2 separate regions of the Homo sapiens genome follow, and region 1 is linked to region 2. A link is a loop called in an ENCODE intact Hi-C map of the cell type or tissue named here. Cell type or tissue: lower leg skin. All regions are shown on one strand.

Evidence for each region. A loop is a pair of places that touch in the nucleus more often than their neighbours do. Peaks named below come from ENCODE experiments on the same cell type or tissue, not always from the same donor. Only the 100,000 strongest peaks of a DNase experiment are listed, where the experiment ranks them.
Region 1: it touches region 2 in a loop (2.7-fold over the local background); 104 of 110 quality-filtered maps call a loop at or near these places.

The regions. Positions count from the first base shown.
Region 1 is chr3:148,942,459-148,944,958 of GRCh38, reverse strand. The region is part of intron 2 of LOC107986045 (a long non-coding RNA gene); the gene reads right to left. Among named protein-coding and RNA genes, the nearest start is that of GYG1, 48 kb to the left of the region's middle. In lower leg skin, a CTCF peak has its summit at 1,182 (motif pointing right); no DNase peak of the experiment used is centred here.
Region 2 is chr3:148,863,821-148,866,320 of GRCh38, reverse strand. It overlaps CPA3 (carboxypeptidase A3), which reads right to left and starts at 1,025. Exons shown (of 11, transcript NM_001870.4): 1 at 946-1,025; 2 at 773-848. The coding sequence starts at 1,013. In lower leg skin, no CTCF peak of the experiment used is centred here; no DNase peak of the experiment used is centred here.

The DNA.
Region 1 (2,500 bases), 79 kb before region 2:
GTGCTATGATTGGTCACTTGTTTGTCAGCTGGAATAGTCAGATTAAAGAGGGCCCCAAAAGAGAAATGCAGGTAACTTTGTCTGTCATAGCACAGTCACAGAGCTCACACTCTGAGTGGTTGAAACATAAAGGTAGGTAATGACTTCAGAAAACAGGTATCTTCTCAGGCCTCAGCATACTGTTGTAAGAAGCAGAGGGTGAAATGAGATGCAAAGTGTGATATATAAATGTGCACAATGTGATATAAAATTTAAAAAAAATGTATATTTAGACAGGGTCTCATTCTGTCACCAAGGCTGGAGTGCAGTGATGTGATCTCGGCTCACTGCAGCCTTCATCTCCCAGGCTCAAGTGGTCCTCCCTCCACAGCCTCCCGAGTAGCTGGGACTATGGGCATGCACAACCACGCCTGGCTAATTTTTGCATTTTTTTGTAGAGACGGGGTTTCACCATGTTGCCCAGGCTTGTCTCGATCTCCTGGGGTCAAGCAATCCACCTGCCTTGGCCTCCCAAAATTCTGGGACCACAGGTGTGACCCACTGTGCCCAGCCAGACCTTACGTTTGTTGAAACAAAATCATCTGTTTACCTACGCATTATATAATATATAGAATGATATACTTGCAATATTGCCAGTAGTATTTCTTTAATAGAGGATGGTTGAATTTTTATTTGGTCACTTATCTATACTTTTTAAGATAAACACATACTTATATAATTTTAAAAATGTGTACCATAGAGTTTATATACTTTTATAATGAAGAAAAAGCACCAATAAAAGTTTTTTTTTTTTTTTTAAATGGCATGTTTGTTGCATTGTATAAAAATCTCATTCTGGCTTCTTCCCAGCCTCATTTTTTTTCCATATTCCACCAGTGAATCATTGATTCCTGTCTCTTTTACTTCAACGCAAACTTAGTTTTCCATAATAAAAAACCTGTAGCTTGACTCTTCTGTAATTTGTCATGTTTTTTGCTATATCACTCCAACCACAGAGGTAGGGATGACATTTGTCATGTTTTTGTTATATGACATTTGTTATATGACATGTTTTTGTTACATGACATTTGTCATGTTCTTGTTATATCATTCCAACACTCCAACCACAGAGGTAGGGACGATTTTTCTGTGTGACAGTTAATATTTTATGGAGGTTGGTCTGGATTCTGGACCACACTGTTGGCTATATGTATTCTTTTCCAGTAGAGGGCAGCAGATGACAGAATGATGAGTCATTAAGATGAACTGTGTTGACAGCTTTCTGGGAGACATGTGAGAAATGGTAGAGGCATAGTTGGCTGGGTGTCATAGTGACTCAGTCATTCAGAAAGCCATATGGTTTATTTGTATTTGTGCAAATTAACAACAGAATGTTTCCCTTTCCTCCAAACTATGGGGATGCAGAAAATTAACTTCTGCCCCATTGTTAGGAATTTCCAAAGATTCCAGTGACACAAATGTAAACACTTAGGAATAGAACTTGTACCAAATAAGAGTTATTTTATAAGACTTGTATACTTTGCACTATATTTCCTTGGAGGTTCTGATTAACTAAATTTGAGGTAGGGCCTCAAGTAAAGTCGACATATCAAACATAGATAAACCATTCTTGCCTTAAAATACATAAAATATGAAAGTCAGATAAAAGGGTACAAATTGTATATACAATTAAAGGGTTGTAAAGGAGCGGTGATTAGTAAAGAAAATACTCAGGAAACAAATTTGACTTTGAGAAAGGATTTAAAGAAAGAAATGCCAGCAGTTTAGAGGAGGGACCTGACAAGATTGAAAACTGGTGCCCACTGAATCCAAGTGAATCCAGGCTGCACAAGGATTCTTTTTTTTTTTTTTTTTCTGGAGACAGGCTGTCACTCTGTCACTCAGGCTGTAGTGCAGTGGCTCATTCATAGCTCAATGCAGCCTGAAACTCCTGGGCTCAAGCAGCCCTCCTGAGTAGCTACTCAAGGCTCAATCTACTGAGTAGCTAGGACTACAGTTGTGTGCCACCATGCCCAGCTAATTTTTTTATTTTCTAATTTTGTAGAGACAGGGTCTCATTATGTTGGCCAGGCTGGTCTCAAACTCCTGGCCTCAAGCTATCTTGCTGCCCTGTCCTCTCAAAGTGCTCGGATTACAGATGTGAGCCACTGCATCCAGTTCTGTACAAGTATTCTATTTGGTCAGCAGAATGCTTTATATTTTTTAAAATTTGTATTTCTGTAGATGGGGCATGCACCTTCTAGTTTGCTACCCTCCTCACCATTCCCTATCATCATACACCTGGCACTTTACACATTTCTCTTTATCTTCCTAGCTCCTGAAGCCATTTGTGACTACAACTTCTGGCTTAGAGGAACTAAGGAGGTGGGTACCAGAGGGAGGAGGCAGTCATCTAGGAGCAGGTAAATCACCTGTAGAGGGTGTGTGGGGTTTATATAAACTGGATTACTCAGCCCAAGGGGCCATGTTGGAAAATAGGTAATAAGGAATTGAAGAAGTA
Region 2 (2,500 bases):
TTGAGAAACATTTGGGAGTTAGAATAGGCAGGGCCTTTGATTGATTTGATGTAGAGGTAACTGTATGTTTGACTGGAATAAATCCCAGACCCAGTTCTGGGTTTAAATTTGATGTGTAATCTTGGTCATTTAATTTATTGTCTTTGCACTTTAGCTCTTCTGTTTCAAATGAGTTACATTATAACCCTGACATTGAGAATCTGCTGGAGAATTTGAAATGGCATATATAAGGTGGCTGGTGCAACATAAATAGGAGCAGCTGAATACATGATAAAATTATATTAGGCTGTTGGATTTTAAAGGATTGATCTAACTTTAAAAGTCTTATTTGAAAATGTACCTGCTCTTGGAAAGGGTCACATCTTGATATTAGCCAGTGCCTCAACGTTTTCAGTTAGTACTCAAGAGAAATTATGGCACCAGAGGAGATGAGGGTCGGAGTGGGGAGAATGGAGAGGGAATGGCACCCGTAGGCAAGAGAAAGATGCCCTGATAAGGAGGCCAAGAACAGCTCCTGATTTCATAGTTTTACCTTGAAAAAGCTGGTGTTTGAAAAGCTTTTGGGAGGAAAAACAGAAGTGGTAGTCTTGGAAACCAAGACCAAAACCAGAACAGGTGAAGTATTGGCCATTGGCTGAATTATCCAGATAGCTCCTGCTTTCCCCTTATGTTCAATAGTCTTTTGTAGTCCCATGGGCATTGACAGTAAAATAAGAAGAAGCATCTTTTAGAGAACAGTAAGAAAAGATAAAATATCCCTCTAAATGCTTACCTCATTGGTTTTGGCCAAGTCCTTTATGATGTCTGCTTGTTTTTCATCCTGGGGCTTCACGCGGAACACCTTCTCCCTTTGTGGAGGCAAATGAAAAAAAAAAAGTGAACTGTAAGGAAACAACCTTTAATTCTCTTCTACACAGAGACTGGAACACAGGAAGTAAGATTTACCTGTCAAAGCGGACAGGAGCAATTGCAAGAGTGGTAGCAATCAAACCCACAGGCAGGATGAGCCTCATGGTTCTTCTTTGCCTGCCTTGAGACCCTCTGGCAGTTTTATGCCTCAGCCCTTATCTTGATGAGCAGCTGATTTCCTCTTAGGGTTCTGTTGCACAAACTGTTCCCCTTCTTCCCCCACACCAGGTTTTTTTTTTCCAGCTGGAGAGGGAAAAACACTAACCCACCAAGCACATGCTACTTATCTACCTTTTGCAATAGGAAATACCCATTTTACAGATACAGGATGGGAAGCAAATGCCTTTAGCAAATAACTTGGCCAAGGTAACAGAGAAAGTATGTTCACAGAGCTGGGATTTACTAGTTCTATCTGTTCTAAAATACTACTCTACCATTCTGCTTGAATTGAATGATGGAAGAAATTAGTTTTAAAATTTGCACTTGGAGACTGAGATGAATTTGGGTATCTGGCCATAAAATCTTGGTGAGTGGTTCGTAATAATGTAAAATATATTTTTGAAGCTAGAATGTAAGTTGTGAAATTAAAAACATTTAAATTGACTGGGCACGGTGGCTCACGCCTGTAATCCCAGCAGTTTGGGAGGCCGCGGCGGGTGGATCATCTGAGGTCAGGAGTTCAAGACCAGCCTGGCCAACGTGGTGAAACCCTGTCTCTACTAAAAAATACAAAAATTAGCCGGGCGTGGCGGCAGGTGCCTTAATCCCAGCTACTTGGGAGGCAAAAAAAACCCCAAAAATTTAAATTACAAAATATAAATGTACTAAAAATGCTGTAAGTACTATGGCGAACATTGAAATGTTCACCATTTAGATTTTACAATGATAACATTTTTGTTATATTTTTCCTGTACTTCTCTGGGTAAAGAAATAAACACTAAAGACCTAAAGCACTGCCCTAACTCTTTGCCCTTCTCTTCTCTCTGTCCTCAGAGGTGACCCCTATTTCTAAGGCAACTTGAGAACTACCTGACAGCAAGAAAATATCAATGCTGTAATGTTTATTAATTGGACACTGTCTTCAGAGCCTGGATGCTGTAATTGCCAAATAATGCCTTTTGAGAGTTGAATTAATGAAAGCCACCTATAGACCATTCACAACCATCTCTGGAGGGATGTTTAGTCTTGAACACAACTTGGTTAATTATGGGAGAATAACACCTTTACCTAGAATCATAGGTAACCTAAAAGAGTAAGTGAATTTATCTAATCAGTTAACTTATTAGAATTTCCTTTTTGAAAACCACCTCTTCACATTGACAAACGTATAGCTGACTGTAGATAAAACTTCTCAGAGTCACGCTTATGTACTATCAAAATAGTGTGGTTGGAGACACGCCCCTGTTATATATACAGCAGCAGTAATTCCATTCTTCTCTATCTGATGGGTGTGTGGTAGAACTCGGGACTTTTTTTTATTTCCCCAAATGGATTTTCCGGCTCCAGCCTTGCAGGTAAGGAAGAGGAGGGTTTTACAAATGCCTTCATGTTCTTGACACTGGGCAAGCTCACCAGCACTGAGAACTCCCAA